Regions from separate parts of the Homo sapiens genome. Here region 2 is linked to region 1. A link is a loop called in an ENCODE intact Hi-C map of the cell type or tissue named here. Cell type or tissue: psoas muscle. All regions are shown on one strand. Links, peaks and the distances in the headings refer to the core of each region. The heading gives the core; the rest is flanking DNA. Region 1 overlaps ATP2B2 (ATPase plasma membrane Ca2+ transporting 2). Region 2 has its middle 13 kb from the start of ATP2B2.

Region 1 (9,861 bases), core at 1,340-9,339:
GGAAGGTAGTTCCTAGGCACCCAGCACGTCAGCTGATGCTCAGGATAAATGTCACCTCCACAAGGAAGCCTGTCTTGATTGCCCACCTAAAGCTGCCCCTCCCTCAGTCACTCTCAAAGCACTTATCCACTCGATATTTTGTTATTCATTAATTTATTCTGTATTTTTTTTTCTGGACCCCTGGAAGCTTTGTGAAGAAGAATATCTTTGTTGGTTTTGCTCACTGCTATATACCTAGCTCCTAGGACAGCATCTAGCACCAAGTAGTTACCCAATAAATTGTTCTTTAAAGTGTAAAAAAAAAAATGCAGCAGCTTATTTGAATTAGTAAATGAATGCAGTGATTCTCAGCTAGGGGGTGGGGCATACCCCACTAGGGGATGTGCCAAAATTTCTCAGAGAATAGTAAGAAGCAGAACATCTATACTCTCAGGGCACAACTTAAACATGATCATCATTTATTTTCAGTTACAATCTTTAACTTATTATGGAATCTCAAATGACATTAGCAGACGGGGGAAAGATCTGTAGTTTCAAAGGAAGCTCTGGGTTTCTACAGATTGGGGACTTTGATCTCCTGTGGCCCTGGCAGCCTGTCCCTGAGGCCCTCCTGCAACAGGGTATGGCTGGATCATACCAGGCCTGCAGGCCACAGTGAGGAGTTTTGATTTCATTCTGAGAGCAGTGGGAGCCACAGGGTTTTCAGCAGGTGGTGGCACAACCTGACTTGTATTTAAGTTTACTCTGGCCATAAATGGGAGAGGAAGAAAAAAGGGAGGGGCTTGTAATACATTATTCTCATTTAATTTTCCTAACAACCTTGTAGGTAGGCATATCTGGACCCCTTTTTCAGATGAAGAAACTGAGGCTCAGAGAGGGAAAATGATTCACCTGAGGCCACACAGTGAGTGAGCAGAGGAGCCAATGCTGGACTCCCAGTCTCATGGTGCCCCATGGCCAGGCCCTGTCAAGTAGCTCCAGGGCTGACAGCCTCCAACCCCTGGGTCTGGGACTTTTGATTTATCTACTTATAGCCCATGAGGCCCAGGCCGAGGTGCCCTTGAGGATGTCACTGGCCAGAAGGAGGCAGATGAGTGAGGCCTGGAAATTGGGGTCAAATTCTCAGTTGCCCCATTGGCAGATCAGGTATCTTCCTGGCCCCTCCCCTGGCCCCTCTTCCTCATATTTGGGCCTGAGCCCCAGTGTGGTTTGGAGCAACTGAAAACTTTCAGGCTTCTGAGCCAGCATCCTGTGCCCTCTATGGGGGAAGAGAGTTCTAGGAATGACCCTTCATTCCCTTTGACAAATGGTTAAGAGCACAAGGTCTGGTCTCATCCAGGCCTGCCTTTCACAGCTGTGCGACGTGGGCGAGTCCGTCAACCCCTCTGTGCCTCGGTTTCCTCACATGCAAAATGGGGGTAGGAGTGGCATCTCCCACGTCAGGGCCTGAGCTGTTGACACAAGGTGGTCACCCCCCAACCGGACCATTACCGGAGCATGGGGCAGCACTTTCCCTCCGGCTCCCATCCTAAATCAGATCCCCTGGTCTTCTGCTGGCCACCAGGTGGTCCCAAATAAGGAGGAAGCAGGGGGGTCTGAGGTTCTCATTGAGGGGGTGGTATGGTTCTTCACCCTGGCCACCTGAGCTCCTACATCTTCCTGGAGGGTCCACAGGCCTCGCAGTCAATCATGAATTCACTAGGCTTAGGATGACCACCCTGTCCCCATTTTGAGGTGAGGCCTAAGCCTTCAAGAGCACTTCTCCAGTATCTGGGCCACTCCAGACCTCTGAGGCTCCCATTCACCCTCATCTGCCTTACGGGTATTTGTGAAGACTCTGCCCTAAGATACTTCTCAACTTGGGCTGCCTATGTTCTTTTGGGGGACTTGTAAAGGTGGACTTTCAGGCAGGGTGACAGGTGGGCAGGAGGTTTAGCTCATTTACTTACACTCTGGAGAAGGTGGGAGGGGTTGGGAAGTGAGGAGGTAGAGGTGGGTATGGCTGCTCTGAGCCTCCGTACCTCTCCTGGCTGGGTCCTTCAGTTCACTGTTCTCAGAATTGAGCCCTGGAGCCTTTTTAAAAGACTCTGGGACTTCAAGCACTATGAATTTAAAAAAGAAATAAAAAAGATATTATAAAAGAAAAAACTACAGCTTAAAGAAATTATCAAGAAGAGAAGCAAAGGCCTGTGTTGAGTTTTGGCTGTCCAGTGGCATTCTGCTTTCCTTTAGGGGATTTGGTCTCCCCAACTGGGAAGAGTCTTGGTGACGATCAGTCAAAGTGTCCCCACCTTCCTGGCCTAAGCGTGGGCATGTGATCAAGCTAGGCCAATCACCTCCCAGGGATGCTGTCTCCTGGGACGTAGAATCAGTGATTTGCTGGTGCCAGCTCACACTTGCTTGTGAGAGCTGATGGCTAAAATTTCAGGTATTTTGTGAGCTGGTTGTTAATTATAGCCATCATTAGAAATCAATTATATAAACCTACAATTATATAAATTATATTTTAAAAGGCAACAAATACCCCAAACTTATCACCTCCTAATTATTTTACTACATTTCACTATTATCTATTCTCTCTAGTAGACAGTCTATTGTATCTGCATGGTAGAAATACCGTATAATGGTGTGCGGCTGCGCCTCTCGTCCCAACTCTGTGTTTAATGATGTCACGTGGGTAACGTGGTGGTATTTACACCAAGGAAATCAGCACCCACTGCAAAAGAGGATTCCCTCGCAACTAGAGAGCTGGGGTTAACATTCACCAGCACAGGCTGCTTTGGAATCCTGAGCTATACAAGGACCAAAAGAAGCTTTTGTAGTGGATTTTTCCCAACCTGCAGTTCCCCAAAGGGACATTTACTTAGTGAGTCGTGCCACTGATCCCTGCATGTCCCCGTTTCCTTCTGGAAAATTGAGCTGGGTTTTCCAGCCTTTGCTCCAACTTGGAGAGCCCACTCCTAAGCTGCCCTCTTGCCTCCACTATGCTGCCCAGTCAGCTTCTGTTGTTTACGACCGACGTGCCTTAGTGGAGCGACATCGGCACACAGGCAGAAACAGGCTGAGGAAAGAACCATCACCCCAGTCTCACCCTTCAGCCACAACATGGGGTACATTCTAGATGTTTCCTGCCAGCCCCTTTCCCCTTGCATCTGTCTTCGTGGAGGTGTTGCCATTGTCAGGACATACGATGCTAAACCCACTTTTTCAACATCACATTATTTCTTGAGCCTCATCCACGTGGCTTTGCATTCTCTGTAACAATCTTTTTCCATAATGTCCCAAAGGCACGTGGAGAAGCTAAAAGGTACTTAGTTACTTTCCTAATGTGGGGCACTTAGGAATTACTTGTCTTCTTTTCCCCTTTAGTGTCACATAGAGACGTGGTTGAAAAATCTGGGACTGTGGATTGGGAGACCTGAGTTCTCATTTAGTTTTGTGCCAGATGGCTGTGTGAGGCTGCGCAAGATGCCTCCCTCTCTGGGCCTCAGCTTCTTAACCTATATAATGATGATGATGATAATGATAATAGTAATAGTAATAATAATAATGATGATGGTCTCCACTTCCAGGGGTTTCCTGGGCAGTGCTAAGTGTGTTGACTCACATCAGCTCATTTATTACTTCTCACAGCCCAGGAATAAGAATGATTTCACAGACTGAGTAAACAGATTCTGAGAGGTGATGTCATTTCCTCAGCACAACATAGCTAGTGGGTGGCAAAGCTGGGGTTCAGACCCAGGATGTCTGCCTCTTAACTCTCTCACCACACTGCCACTTCCTAACGCCCACTTCTTAACGCCCACTGAGCATCGGGCTTGGGGGACAGACACATCAGTACAGCAGTGAGCGTGTCCCTCATTACAGTCCGCTTGCTGTCCTGTTCATGTCCCCACTTTACAGAAGCGAAAGCTTCAGTTCTGAGGACTGAAGTGGTTTTCCCATGTCAGAGTGTTCTGGGCTGAATCATGCTCCCCCAAATCCATATGTTGAAGTCCTAACCCTCAGTACCTTAAAATTGTGGTGGTATTTGGAGATAGAGTCATTGTAGAGATAGGGACACTGCAGATACTAAATTAAGATGAGGCCATTAGGGTGGGCCTAATCCATGCTATGATTGACACCCGTATACAAAGAGGAAATTTGGGCAGAGAGACAGATATGCATAGTGGGAAGATAATGTGAACAGACACTGGGAGAAGATGGCCATCTACAAGCCTCCAGAACTGTGAGAGAATGAATTTCTGTCATTTAAGCCACTCAGTCTGTGGTCTTTGGATGGCGTGGCTGAGCTGAGGCTCTGCAGGGAGCCAGGAGGTTGCAGGGGAGAGCAGGGAGGGGGGTGGCGGGTGTCTCTGCCCCCTGGCCCATACCCACTGTGTGCTGGGCAAGTCCCTTCTCTCCTGGGTCTCAGTCTCCCCATGTGCACCCTGGGATTACTGAATCAGATGGTCCTTGAAGGCCCTTCCAGACCTGTTGTCTCATGGGTCCATGAGTCTCTCAGGCTCCTATTCCAGCTGCTCTGACCCCACTGAGCTGGGGTGTGCTGAAGGGGGAGGCCCCAGGGAACACTCCATTCTGCTGTTCTTTCCAGCAGAGCTTTCCCAAGGGCTCACCCAACAGCCTGCCCTCCTCAGTGTGGGCCGTTTCTCCTTCGTCCTACTTCCTGGCGACTGCTCTGTCCAACTGCCTGCCAATCCAGTGTCAGATACTCTCATCACACTGTACCTGCATGTGACACTCTCCTCCGACCTCTGACATCTTCTTTGCCTGCTGCCTGCTCTCTCCCTTTGGGGTGGAGGCTAGGGCAGGTGGGTCCTAGGGAGCCATCGGCTGAGGCACTAATTTCCACTGACTATAAATAACTCTGGGTCTGAAACCACAGCAGGGGCCTGGATTGCACCAGGAGGAGTAAGATAATCGTTGTGGGGTGAGGAGGGCCTGTATAAATAACTTACCCGCCCTGTCTGGGCCTCTCGGATGACAGGCAGGCCTGGAGGCAGAGGATCTCTCCAGCTGAACTCGAGGCGTTTGTGGGACCCAGGCTGGGTGGATGACTCAGGTCCTACTAGCATTCGAGACGGCCCGCCTGCAGTTATACAGCAACATTTCTCACCCCTTAGGCCCGTGTGACAGATGAGGAAACTGAGACCCAGGGAGGAGAAGTAATTGGAAACTGGGGTCTAGGCCCCTGGGCTTCTGGGAGCTAGAGAACTGTTGCCAGGGATGCCCAAATTCTGGTCCCCCGCTAAACCCGACCTTTGGGAGCCAGCGTGGGAGGGCCCTGAAGCTGCTTGGTAGAAAAGGACTGCTGGGCCAAGGCCTGGGGCAAAGGGCCAAGGGCCAAGGGCACTGCCCTGGCCTGGGCACTGATGGGCCAAGGTTTTGAGGTCACGAATTTTCAAGTGAAGAGAGGCCTGGAGTCTGGCTGTGAGTCAGCCACCCTTTGACCCATCTGATGTCTACAGAATGGGGGCATCAAGGCAGACAGTTTCACAGTAGTAGAATGTCTGAGCCTGGACAAGCCTCAGAGACTACTAGACCAACCTTCTTTATTTTCCAGATGGGGAGGCTGAGGCATGGAACAGGGTGGAGGGAGCTTGGAGAGGGTCTCAGTCGATAAGGGCCAAAGTCAGGCTGGTCTCCGCCCCTGCCCAGCATGGGTGGACTGAGCACCCTTTTCCTGCACAGTCACATGCATCCCCTTGGGGCCCCCGCAAAGACCAACTTCGCCTAAGACCCCTGGGCCAGGCACATTGTGTGTTCTCTCATTTAATCCACAGTCAGTGTGGCCCCTGGAAGCCAGACAGTGTCTGCTCCATTTCACAGATTTAACAAATGATGCATTAAGAACTTATGTGATCTGTGCCCCAACCCAGGCTTTTGGATACTCTAGTTTAGCATTTTTCTCCAGTATCAGAGGTTTTCAATTTTTTTTTCTTTTTTTCAACACTTTGTTAAAAAACCAAAGTCTTCAAAGCATTTAAAAAGGAGTATCAGGCCGGGCACAGTGGCTCATGCCTGTAATCCCAGCACTTTGGAAGGCTGAGGCAGGAGGTTCGCTTAAGGCCAGGAGTTCAAGACCAGCTTGGTTCACTGCAATCTTTGCCTCCCGGGTTCAAGTGATTCTTGTGCCTAGCCTCCTGAATAGCTGGGATTACAAGCGTGTACCACCACACCCGGCTAATTTTTGAAACCCTGTTTCTACAAAAAAAAAAATTACCTGGGCATGGTGGCACATGCCTGTAGTCCCAGCTACTTGGGAAGCTGAGGTGGGAGGATCACTGAGCCCAGGAGGTCGAGGCTGCAGTGACCTGTGATCGTGCCACCGCACTCCAGCCTGGGCAACAGAGTGAGACTCTATCTAAAAAAAAAAAAAAAAAAAAAAAAAAAAAAGGAGTGTCTCTGTCTCTGGTTCATGGTGGTGGGTGAGAAGCCCCAGAGTCCCATCCATTCAGCATCCCCTTGTCCTGTAGGGCACTTCTGTGGAACCTCAAGGCACTGGGGAACCCAGTGTGAGAACCATTTCCCCAACCTTCGGTTTCCCTGCATTCAGTGAATTCACTGGCTCTCCATGCACCTGGAGAAGGCTGTACTCAGGGCCTCATCTTATGGAGCTGGAGGCCCATTTCACACTCACAGGGACATAAACACTATTATCCAACCTGACAGTCTACATACACAGCATGAACAAACAGACTAAAAACCAGAGTCTACAAAAATGAATCTGTAGTTCATGGGCTGGAGTCCTCTGTGCTTTGCGATCTGTTCTAGGCTCCAGGCACAGCGAATTCCTCACTGTTCCCTGTACACATCCTGGTTGTCATCACAGGGCCTTTGCTCACGCCCCATTAACTGCGTGTGCTTCCCTCCCCATCTTTGCACACTCAATTCTGCCCTGTCCTTTCAGGCCTCACTCAGAGGAAGCTACTCCTGATTTTGTCCCCAATCAGGTGGGGATCACTCCTCCTTCATCAACCTTTAGAACATTTCCTCTTGCAGTAGTTATTTTTGTCAATAGAAAGCAGCAGACCGAGGAGGTCATGTGTGCACATTTGGGAGCCAGACAGTGTAGGCACCAATCCTGGCCAGGTCACTTGTTAGACGTGGTGCTCTGAGCCTCAATTTCCTCATCTGTAAGCTGGGATGATGACAGTTCCTGTTTCACAGGGGTGATGTGAAGATTATAGGAGAAAATGCCGTGAAGCCTCAGCAGGGAGCCTGGCTGCTGTTAGTGTTCAATGCATGTTAATTATTCTCTAGTATCACAGCTATAACTAGCATCGTGGCTAGTAACTAGTAGCACAGCTAGACTGGGACAGTCTTAAGGCGGGAGCAGTTTACAATCCACCTTTGCACCTCCCTTTCCTGGGAATCTATAGGGAGCTTTGGAGAGTAAGGGGATCTGGAAGGGGTTCCTCCTTCCTCCCCCTGGCTACACTGAGGCCTTGGCTTCCTGCCCTTGGCTGCCATCTTTCCTATTGATTCCTGCCTGCCTCTGTGCCCCTGGAGTTGTTTCCTGTCTTTTTGTTTTTTTTGAGACAGAGTCTCACTCTGTCACCCAGGCTGATCTCGGCTCACTGCAACCTCTGCCTCCCGGGTTCAAGTGATTCTTGTGTCTCAGCCTCCCAAGTAGCTGGGATTACAGGCGTGCGCCATCACACCCAGCTCATTTTTGTATTTTTAGTAGAGATGGGGTTCCACCATGTTGGCCAGGCTGGTCTCGAACTCCTGACCTCAAGTGATCCACCTACCTTGGCCTCCCAAAGTGCTGGGATTACTGGTGCGAGCCACTGCACCCGACATTTCCTGTCTGACATCCTCTGCCCCCTTGAACCAAGAAGGGATATCCTTGAAGGCCGGCCCTGTCCCCATCTGCCCACCTGTCCTGTGTGTAGCCACATCACACAGACACTGCCCCTGAGAAAGCATATGGGAGAGATCTGGGTCTCTTCCCAGAAGAGTACATGTGGCCCAAGCCTGCACATACTAGGTGCATAACATATATTTGTCCAATAAATAAATGTGTGTCCACCTCCATCACTGCTTGGCATATTAGAAGCAGGGGGAAGCAATGGAGATGTTCCATCAGTTCTAGGAGGTGGGTGTTATTATCATATCATTTACAGGTGGGGAAACAGGTTCAGAGTGAGGGGATGACTTAAGGACTTAGAAGGTGAAGCTGGGACTCAAAGTCAATGGTCTCCATATTCCTTCCCTTTTCTGGGCACATAGTAGGCACTTAGTGATTAGTGCATATTGATTCTGCAAAATGATAATGCCTTCATAGTAAGAATCAGGGCCCCCTTCCTCTCCAAGCCTTTGTGTCCTACTCAAGGGGCTGCTGTGAGGATCCCAGGGAACAATGTGTTGGGAAGGCCTGGCTCTTAGTTCGCTCACAGTAAATGAGAGCCAGGGTAGTTTTGGGACTCAGGCCTCTGCATGGTGGGTCTGCCTAATGCTCTGCCTAAAGTGAGGCCCCGTGGAAATGCTGCCCTTACAACCCATCTCTTCTACCACCTCTCTGGGTGCCTGATTACGGGAAGCACCTAGTGAGCCAAGCAGCATCGCTCACGGGACATGAAGACTCCCTAGTCTTGCTGGAATCACCGGGAAGCCCTTCAGTCAGCTGCCGGGCAGGATCTTTATCTATCTGTCCCGTGCTCTCCCTGCCACCCCGTGGCCTGCAGAATTATTTGCCCAGCAGACTCTACCACCCCAGCCTATGACCATCGATAGCATGCATTGATTAACATGTAGGTTTATTTTATTGATGATTCAGAAGGATATGCAGGCAGCATTCTGGAAAGCATCCACACATGATTCATTGGAACTTCACATTAAACTGTGCTTTTGAAGGATTTTTTTTACCCCATGGTAGTGGTGATGGGGGGAGGTGTATAATAAGCATTGCAAATCAAATATGGGGCTGACATTTTTTTTAACCAAGACTCACATGCATTGCTCAAGCCCATTGATCTACCAAACAAGCTGCCTTTCTCTTCTTCACTAATTAAAACCCAACGTCTCCCTTGAAGCCACACAGAGAGTTCCCAGCAGAGAATAATAACAGTAATGCTGAAATAACACCTACCATGTGCCAGGCACTAAGTGCTTTGCACATATTACTTTAATGCTTACAGCGACCCTATGAAAGAGGCACTGTTATGACCTCATGTTACAGATGAAGAAACTGAGGCACAGTTAGATAACTGGTCCAACGTCCCACAGCTGGATAAGAAGTGGTGCCAGGATTTGCACCATGATACCAAGTTGGCCTCTTCCCCACTGTGACACTAGTCATAGACCCAGTCAGCCTGGACGGTCCCAGCTCATGCCTAGCACCCTGGTGTAATTACTAACGGTGCCGTGGTTTGGCTGGTAGAATCTTTAGCCATGTTATATTTCAGGTGGTTCTGAATCCTACCTTCTCTCCTCAGCTGTCTCCTCAATTCTGTTTTCTCCCAATCCAGGCCATGCTCTCCTCAAGAGCAGGGAACCTTTCTGATCTTCCTCCCCAGCACACAGTACAGACCTTCCATTCTGCAGCAGGTCCACAGCCTCTCCTCCATTTTCCTTCCCTCTTCCAATCTCCTTGGGGTCTTGGTGGACTGACCCGTGCCCTCTGGTTGAGCATGTGACCAGGTCTGATCTATCAGCCCACTCCATCTTTAAGCTGCAGGGATTGGCTCAGGAATGGCCATGTGACTATAAGTGGCCCAGTGAGAGCGTAGTCTGGGATTTTTAATGGGGCGGGGCTTATGAGGAAAGGCCTGGCTGCCGCATTGACCGGGATGGGAGGATGTTAACCCGAAGCTGCCGGAGCCCCCATGTGCTAAAACCCGCCTGAAAATGAAGCCA
Region 2 (9,861 bases), core at 1,003-9,002, 80 kb after region 1:
GGTTTTTTCCCAACCCCCCAGGGCAGCTGGGTAGGAGGGATGCAGAGACGGAAGAGGGGACACGCCCGCAAATGATAAATGGCCCTGAGACGGGGACATGATATTACATGCCAGGTTCTGTTTGTTCTTAGAACTTTTCATGTGTTGACTCATTCAGTTCTTCCCAAAGACCTTTTAAGGTGGCTTTGATGATCACCCTAATTTTACAGGTGGTGAAATGGAGGCACAGAGATGTCAGGCAACTTGGCCAAAGTTGTCCAGCTGGTAAGTGCAGTTGGGATTTGGACTCAGGCAGCTGGCTCCTTAGTCCCTGCCTGTTCTTCCCTACCCTGTGATAGGTCTGGGGAACACTTGGGTTCTGCCAGGGTGTCCAGTGAGTGGTTGAGGGGAGCAGGGAAGAGGTGGGATGGAGGGCCAGAGCCAAGCCTGAAGGAGGAGGACAGACAGGAACTGGCCGCCCTTGGGAGATGGTGATGCTGATGGAGTCTTGATGGGTTCCTTAGACCCACAAGGGTGTCATATCTCCCACATACTCCCCAGAGGATGCTGGGCCCAGAAAACTTCTGGGAATTCCCTTTGGGATCTGCCTTTGGGGCTGGTTTATGTGGACTTGCGGCGCATCAGGGCTGGAGGTGCCGCTGCATTCCTGTGTCCAGCCCTAGCTTTCCATTTTACAGATAGGGATCCTGAGGCCCACAGAGTGGTCACCACCGGCCTTGAGCACACTGCAGCCAGGCCAGGGCTTGGAGGCAAGTGCTCACTCCAGGGCCGCCTGTTAGCCCCATAAGGAACCCCCCTTATGTGGGGCTACCTTGCTCAGGGCTCATCTTCATCAGACACAGCTCCAAAGAGCATAGGCTCTCCAAGGAGGCCTGCCACCAGCAGCGGGGAAAGCCCCAGTCTAGTGGCCACTCTGCAGGCCCTCTATGGATGAGACTTCCTGAAAGGCTGGGCCACCTCTCTCACTGCACATCCCCCTGCAGGTGGCCCCAGGGGGTTGGAAGAGCACTAGATCAGGGGTTATTGGGCAAGACAGCCGCAGTGGGCCGGGAGAGTGCTGACCTTGTCCCCCCAGCCTTCCTGACCTCCCCAGGGGCTGGTTAGCAGTAACCAAATAAAAGAAGGGTATGGAAGGATCTCTGTAAACTGTAAGTAGATTCTCAGATACAAGGTGCTGTTTCTTTCTGGGGGACACAGAGCATAGAGCAGGGGCTTGGGCATCAAAGAGATGTGGGATTGAAGCCCAGCTCTGCCACTTACCACTGGGTGGCCTTGTGCTAGTCACTTGGCCAATGTGAACCTCAGTTTCTATTAATACATCTGTAAAGTGGGGCTAACAATACCTGCAATTATGGGAGTGTTGGGAGGCATAAATGAGTAATACATATGTACATGGCACATAGTGGGTGTTCAGGGATGTCTAGCTTGCTTTTTCATCTCTATTCTGCAAAGGTGACAACACTTTTAATTCATAGACAATCTGATCTAAACAAAATGAGAGGGAATCTGAAGATATCGTTCGTTCATTTCTTCAGCATTAAGAGGGTCATTTCCTGCTCTGCTCTCTCCCCATGGGAGTGTCTCAATCTTCTCAGGACCTCCCCCAAGGGTGGTAACCATTTCCCCTGTGACTTGGTGGGAGCTCTCAGCTGCCAGCCCTGCAGAGGAACCCACCCATCAGCCTCTGCCTGAAAACCCAGCCCCAACTGAGGTCCCAGAACTACCCGGGCTAGAGGCCAGGTGGTATATGTCTGGGGCACAGGCTCTGAGTTCACACAGGCCTGAGCTTAAGTCTGAGCTCCACCACTCACTGAGCTCTGTGATCTTGGGCAAGTCAGTTCCCCCTTCTGAGCCTGGTTTCTTCATCAGTAACATGGTGATGATATCTACTTTGGAGTTGTGTCCTGAGAATTAACTGAGATACTGCCTGTAAAATACTTTGCCTATCATGTGTTACATGCACAATTAATGGTAGCTTAAAAACTACCTGTAAGCCCCTTCTCTTTTCCCTTGAAACAAGCAGGACGTAAGTATCTCCATCTTGTGTGGCATGGTGTGGCAGCAGTCTTGTTCTGGAGTTGCTTATACTGACTTGTGAGAGCCGATTGTGTTGTCAGTGATCTCATATTGGCAGCTTACAATCTGCCAAGGTGGGAGCATTGACACCACAGAAATTGGCAAGCACTGGAAAGCAGGACATCCACCTCCCTGAGAGCTGGTTGTGAAACACTTACCAGCACACCACAGAACCCTGGGCAGGCCCGCAACATGGTTACCTGGAGTTCATTACCTTTCAAGTTTCAGGACCCCTTTCTGATTTAGTTGCCTTTGACCTGTTCCTCCCTGCTGCAGGCTGCCCTGGCCCCAGCCCCTGGGCCTCTGTCGGCTCTCATCCCAGTGCTGATAACCTGCTCTTAGCCCTCCCACCATGGAGCCTACTGACATTTCCCACTCTGCCCAAAGGAGGGCAGTGCCGGACGAGGTGACCCTGGCATGGCATTGTCCTAAAAAACTGTTGGCCAGCGATCTTCTATCTTCTTCTCCTCCTTTTTCCTCTCTTGTTGCTGACCCCAAAGGCACTTCCCAAACAGCCACTCCCTCTTAGCTGCCAGCACCTCAGATACCATCCTGTCGTTCCAGTTCTCATCCCATTGTCCCCATAACATCCATTGCCACTCCTCTGACCTTTCCAGGTCTAACTCTTCTTCCTTCAGCCCCAGCCAGGGGACTCATGGACTTGGAGAAAGGTGGCCCTGGCATCTGTCCTGCTTCTCTTCCTTCTCCTGGCGTGGCACTGGACAAGTTACTCAACTTTTCGGAGATTCAGTGATAAGGAAAGTGATATTTACAGGGCTCTCGCCACGTGCCAGGTGCCGTGCCCACAGCCTTCCTGGCTGACTTCATTCCTTGTTTCCTCATCTGCAAAATGGAGATGATGGAAGTGTCCACCCTGTGGAATTGTACGGTGAGCTGAAGTGACAGCTTAAATGGGCTTGCTGATTGTAAAGTGTCATGCTAATGCTGTTATTCTACTTTGAAGGGCAATGCTTGTTTAGATCTACAATTTTCAGATGTGTGTGTGTGTGTGTGTGTGTTTCTTAAAAAAAGCCACAGGCATGCTATTTATAGCCAGCTCCTGTACAGGTTTTTATCATTCCTTGCCTGCTCTGCTAAAAATAACAAAACGACAAAGGTCAAGTCTGCTTCTACCTATCTGAGGAGTCTACAAAGAATGAGCCTTTTGATTCACTGCCTCGGTGAAGTGAGGACTCTCCTGCCAGCTCGGTGCAGGCCACAGCCCTGGAACTCCTAACCAGGTCGACTGGGTCTACACCGAGGAGCTGAGGAAGGCTGGGGGCGGGGAACCTGCAAGTGTCACACTGGGCAGATGCATCTCGCCTCGGCCACCCCTTCCCCTTCCCCCAGCCTGGGGAGGGAGGTGGTGGTGGAGCACCATAGACTGAAGGACAAATATTCTGGGTCCTGGTCCCAGGGATGCAGTGTGGGCCATGGTTTCCCCATATTCAAAATGAGAGGGGTTGGGAAAATAGCCACTGAGAATTTTCTCTCCAGCCTAAATGCATACATGCTCCATTCTTTTTTCTCTCCCCTTCAGCCTATAACACTATGGACTCATTTAATGAATATCCACTGGCCCTTAATAATGACAATAGCATTGATGATACTGCTACTCAGCCACTACTTGTGGAGTGTCCAGAACATACCAGGCACCGGGCTAAGAAAGCCTTGAGGTGGAGTAAACTCACTGAATCCGTGCAACCCCACTGGAGAAGGAAGCTTGTCATCCCCATCTGATACATGGGGAGGTGACTGAGCCCAGAGCCTTGCACATGCACAGTCTCGCACCAGGCAGTGACAGCTCCAGGATGTGAACTGGGTGTCACGTCCTGGGCCTGTGCTTGGCTCTAGGCACTGTGCCGGGCACAGCAGGTAGGAAGACAGACACAGAGCTTGCTTTCCCTGTCGTTGAGGGAGCGATGGCTGCAGATAGGATGACCTCACACAGTGTGGGAAATGGCAGTAGACAGACGGGGGATTGGGCAGCCTGTGCAGGTTGCAGGGAGGAGCACATTTCACCTTTGCCAGTGAGGCATTCCAGGTAGCAGGCACAGCAAGAATGAAGGTAGGGTGGGGTTGGGGTGGGGAGGGCTTGAAACCTCACAGCAAAAAGATTTGCATTTAGTCTGTGGACCAGAAACCCTCAAACTCCAGTAATGATGTTTGCCAGTCTGCAAGTTCTAGCATATACTTTGCATCTGTCCTGAAATCACCTCCCTTTTAGAAACATATGTATCTCTCTACTTAGTGTTATCTTAAGCATTCATAGTCACAATATCATGGATTTGCCTTGCCAGTTGTATTTTTCCCCTAACACATCAAAGTAAGTGCACAGGTATTAAACTAGAGAGGATGTGCTTGCCCCCCTCCAAAATGCGGACTCGCGTCTGCCTTTGGAAACCAGGACCGTGGGTTTAGGCAGCTTGGAGGCTTGATCCGATCTGGACTACAGAAGGATTTCTCGGAGGTTAGAAGGGATAGGGGAGGCATTCCTGGGAATCTGCCCTTGTCCCATGACAAAGGTCTGGGGGTGCCAGCATGCCCCCAAGCTGAGAGTGCCACTCTTGCCCCAGCAAAACCCCTCCTTGGCCTCAGCTCTCTGGCTTCACCTGAGCCCACTCCTGATCCGCTTTCTCCCAGCCAAGCGCCGCTGCGGCCGTGCTGACCTCAATGACTAACACACATTCCTGGCCTAGTTACAGAGCCCCTCGCCTCGCGTATTTATAGCCACCTCCCAACTCCACTCATGCCTCTGAGGGAGGCCTGGCCCTTCTTTGAAAGCTCCTTTCACTACCCCTGCCCTGCCCCGGGCCCCGCTTTCACCGGCAGGTGCTGTCAGTCTCCCCTCTGTCGGGGACAGGTGTGGGGCAGGGATTTTGTTCTGTGTGGCCATGGGAAAGTGGCTTCCCCTCCCTGGACCTCATCTGTAAAGTAAGAGCCATCATACTCTCCGGCCAGGCTGGGCTGTGGTGAAGATAAACTGAGATATTCATTCTGAGATCATGAGTAATAACTAATGTTCATGGAACACCAACTGTGCACTAGGCCCTGTCTAAACACTTGGCACATTATGAACTCATTTAATTCTTACAACAACCCCACAAGGGACATACTGGTATCATCATGCCAATTTTGTAGAGGAGGAAACTGAGGAACAGAAAAGTTAGGCAGCTTGCCCAAGGTCAAACACCTAGCTGGGATTCAAACCAGACTCCAGAATCTGTACTCCGGGCACTGTGCTGAACTTGACACACAGAGTGGTCCTCAGCCATACTGTGGATTTGCCCTGTTTGTTTCCTGCCTTTGGGGTCCCCTGAATTAGCTAAGCACATCACTCACCGTCTGCAATAAAGTGGCCGAGGCGGGAGTGAATAATGAAGGTGCAATGTGCAATGTCCGGGCCTTTCAAGGGGCTATTGAGGACTTGGCTAATGAGGGAACAGAGCAAGAAAGAGAGAAGAGTCACAGCTGGGACTCCTGTCAAGGTGCCCAGCTTTACAGAGAGGTATGCTGACGCATGGCAGCATGGCAGGGCAGGCTGGCATCTGATGGTACGTGAGAGGCGTTGGAGTTCTAGGAGTGGAGAACTCAGTTCCTGTGTCCCCTGCCCCTACCCCACCTCTGACATCTCTCACCCTTGATCTCAAAGGAGGAAAGCTTCCAATGAATGTTTTGATAGAAAGGTTTTAGGAACTTAAGCCACCTCGTCCCATGAATGTTATAGTTCCAAAAGAAGATTCCAAGAGGGACAAGAGAACAAATATTGTTTGGGTGTTTACTGTATGTGTGGCACTGAGCCAGGCACTCAGCAGTCACTTGTTCATTCAACAAACATTGGCTCAGAACTCACTCCACTCTCTGTGCCAGCACTGATGCTGCCTGCCTTGCATGTGGAGACTTCTGGACCAGGATACCTGCCTAGCAAGTGGCAGGACTGGGATCGAATGCAGGGGTTTTTCTCACATCATACAACTGCTATTGGTGGGTGCAGGGACATCTGACTTCACCTCCTCATACCCTTTACCATATACATTTGGCTGCAGCCCAGTTTTTCAGGTCCCCACCCTGATCCCTCATGGTCACTGGGACATGCTGCTCTTCCTAAAATCAGCCCTAACAGATAAAACTCTATTCCCAACCTCAAAGGAAGCTCCAAGCCATGGTTTCTGGATTCTGGAATTGAAGAGAGGTGTCGGCTGCCTGTCCTTAGCCAGAAAATTAATGGCCAACCCTGATTTAATTAGCTTTTCCTTACAATGATTTAGGGAAGCCTGTAATTAGCTCAGGGGCCTGGAGGGAGAGGCCCAGGTGTTGGAGCCAGTGCTGGAGCAAGCAGCAGGGGAGGGGGGTGCCGGTTTTAAGATCAGACTCCTGCCCTTGCGAGGTAATAGTGGAGGCTGGGAGAACCCCTCACCTCCTCACTGTGGGAGGCGGGTGGAGAGAAATCCTAAATGAATGCAGAAGAAGAGAGGGTGGACTTAGAGATTATAAAAATATTCTTTTACTTTTTTTTTGTTTTGAGACAGAGTCTCATTCTGTCACCCAGGCTGGAGTGCAGGGCACAATCTCGGCTCACTGCAACCTCCACCTCCTGGGTTCAAGTGATTCTTGTGCCTCAGCCTCCCGAGTAGCTGGGATTACAGGCGGGCACCACCACACCCAGCTAATTTCTGTATTTTTAGCTGGGGTTTCGCCAGGTTGGTCTTGAACTCCTAATCTCAAGTGATCTGCCTGCCTGGGCCTCCCAAAGTGCTAGGATTACAGGCGTGAGCCACCACACCTGGCCTCTTTTTTTTTTTTTCTTTTTTTTCTTTGCCTACCCAAATAAAAAAGAGTGCCTTTCTATTTTGATTTGTATTGGAACAAACTATATGGCATACGTGGCTTCGGCAGGCCACACATCACTGCAGGTTCAGAGTGGCAACTAGACTATGTCACTGCAGATAAACTCTCCAAGCCCCTTGCATGTGGCTGTGGCAATCCTCCCACAGTGTCAGGTGTTAAAGCCAGACTTTTCCAGCTAATAACAGGGCAGACTCTGTTTGCAGTTCTGAGGAGGGGGCTCCCAGAACAGGGTCTGCATTTCGTGCAAGGTAAATGGATATTAGCCAGACATTGGACAAGGTTTTGCCTGAGACCCTTGCCAGCTTCAGACTTCCGGGGCACACATCCCAAGGAGTAGATTGTCCCTCTGTGGCACCCCAGCCCCTGTGTGACCCACCTTAGTGGGTTTCCTGCCAAGCCCTGCACCTGCCCCCACACAAATCCTCACAGGGAAGCAGAGCCAATCCTACCACTCAAGAATTTAGCCTTGATCTGGAGGCATCAGAGAAGCCCCCATAAACAATCAGTCAAGTAACAGTGAAGAGTTTGCAGGCTATCTTTGAGGATAAGATGGTATCCAGGACCAGAAAATCCTTCATTCATGAACTTTCAGTCTGGGAACTTTCATGGGCATGAATAAACCCATAGCCAGTGGATAATGTCGGTGATTATGGACAGGTGTTTAATCTCTGGGCCATTTGTTCTTGATCCAGAATGATTTGTCTGTTGATGCTCCTTTTTAAGGTGTTTTAAGGACATTGTTAATCCCTCCAAGTCCAACCAATATAGAAGCAGCGAGAGTGTGGAAACTGTGTAAAGTGATTGTGGGAACGGAGGTGAAATGTCACTCTTTAGAGATATATACACCCAAGGTGCTTGTATTGTGATATCTGAGATGTAGAGACAAGTTGATTGTGAACTCCTTAGGGAGTTAGTCTGAGTGTGAGTGGAGAGCCAGAGGTGGCCATGGGCTACATTTGGAAGGAACAACAGCATTTCTGCTGCCACTTTCAGAATGCCTACTCTGTGTCAGAGGCCACGCCAGCCACATACATCATCTCTAACTCTTACAGCAACCCTGCTAGGGAGGCAATATTAGCCCATTTACAGAAGAGGAGACTGAGAGTCAGCGAGGGGAGGTAACTTATCCAAGACTATCCAGCCAGGCAGGGCAGTGTTTGGACTTCAACCCACGTTTGTCAGGTAACAGTCTGTGTTCTTTCACAGTTCACAGAGGTGGGACAGTGGGGTTGGGGATTGAAAGACAAGGGGGATTATGTGGGTGGGCACAAGGCAGAAAGGAAAATGAATGTAAATTTTTATTTTTAAAAATGTATGCTGTGTACCTACTGTGAGCCAGGTTGCCAAGATGAAAAGTGCAGTGTCCACCCTCCAGCTCCTCGTGGTCCCGTGTATGTGTACTGCTGTGCCCTATTTGAGGAGGCTTCCTTTTCAGTACGTGTGTATTGCCTTTTCTCAGCTGCTGTGCTTATCCCCCTCATCATAATAACCCCCTGTGTGAGGCTCAGAGAAGTTAGCTAGTTGTCTCAAGATCAGACAGCTAGTAAGTGGAGGAGCTGGGATTTGATCCCATATCTGTTTGACTGCACAGCCTGAGACCTTCCCTGGGATCCTCTCTTCCCTGTGACCATCATGCCTATCTCCCTTCTACCTCCTGGTCATTCCACTGGAAGTAACTTTCTGTGTGCATAGCTTCTGCTGAAGCCAGTGTTGGACTTGTTAGCTGGAGAAAGGAGATGTGTTTGGAAACCACCCAAGAAAAAGACACTTGAAATAACTTTTCTCAGTAGCCCTTACTGCTAAAATGTGCTGAATCCCGAACAGGAGTAGGCCTCTGAAGGACTCACATCCACACCATCCGTTTGTCTGGGATCTACAGCTGATGGTGCACTTTTGAAGTCATTACCTCATAGAGCCTCACAGCAGCCTGGGGCAGGTGTCCTGAACCTCCTTTTACAGATGAAGAAGCTGGAGGCTCAGAGAGGTAATGGGGCTTGCTCAAGGTCACACTGACACCTGGGGGTGACCTTGGATGCCTCATGTTTTCTCCCAGAGCCTGAGGTTCTTCAGCTGCAGAGATGGTGACGATGATGTCGGCACCCAGGGTTGCTCTGAGGACTACAGGAGAGGACACAGGTGGAAGAATTAGCACAGGACCTGGCACACAATAGGTGCTCCACAGCTGATAGATGCACTGGACTCTTCAAAGTGAAGGTCACAGATGTGGATAGTGAGGGTAAAGAGAGGCCAAGAGTGAAAGGCTCTTGAGCCACTGCTTGTGCAAACAGGTGGGCTGGCAGCTGCTGACAGTGACAATGGCTGGTTTTTATTGTTTAATCCTCCACAAGTGTCATATTCCATCCTCATCACAAGCTGTACAAAGTGAGTTATGATTTTGTCTCCATTTTGTAGATGGGAAGGTGGAGGTGCAGGCAGGTTGAGTAGGTGGGAACCAGACAGCAGTTTTCAATAGAAAAGAATAAAACAATCCAAGTTCAGAGTATGACAAGCTTTTAACTTTCTATTAAAAAAATCACTCTTAAACGTTTCTCCTGAACATGTCCCCCAACTTTTGTTAGCCTCTCTAGCATTTACTTTGTGACTTCCTTCACCATAGAACTTACTCCTCTCTGGCAGGCCACCCTAGCCCTCATTGCTCATGGAAGGCGGAATCCTGGTGCCCAGCCTGCTGGGCCAGGGCTAGAAGTGAAGTTGGGTTCCATAAATTGCGAATCTTTGCTACAGCTTTGGAAGTGGTGAAGGCTCCTGCTTTATATGCAGCAGCACCTCTGACACATGGTGCAAATGGTGTCTGGCTAACCTAAATCATATTTCAAATATGCCATCGGAAAAACCGTGGTTCACAGGAAAAATGCCCCCTTGATGCTTCCTCCCCCGCTTGATTATTCGGGGATCCTGGATGTGGCTGGTAGCAGG

What was found. A loop is a pair of places that touch in the nucleus more often than their neighbours do. Peaks named below come from ENCODE experiments on the same cell type or tissue, not always from the same donor. Only the 100,000 strongest peaks of a DNase experiment are listed, where the experiment ranks them.
Region 2: a loop joins it to region 1, with 7 times the contacts of the local background. A loop is called at or near these places in 2 of 110 quality-filtered maps.

Annotation. Positions count from the first base shown.
Region 1 is chr3:10,433,735-10,443,595 of GRCh38, forward strand. The region is part of intron 2 of ATP2B2 (ATPase plasma membrane Ca2+ transporting 2); the gene reads right to left. Among named protein-coding and RNA genes, the nearest start is that of MIR885, 44 kb to the left of the region's middle. In psoas muscle, for the core only: no CTCF peak of the experiment used is centred there; a DNase peak (open chromatin) is centred at 5,017; H3K27ac peaks cover 7,405 bases.
Region 2 is chr3:10,513,891-10,523,751 of GRCh38, forward strand. It overlaps a transcript of ATP2B2 not described here. Among named protein-coding and RNA genes, the nearest start is that of ATP2B2, 13 kb to the left of the region's middle. In psoas muscle, for the core only: no CTCF peak of the experiment used is centred there; DNase peaks (open chromatin) are centred at 3,351 and 4,751; H3K27ac peaks cover 3,744 bases.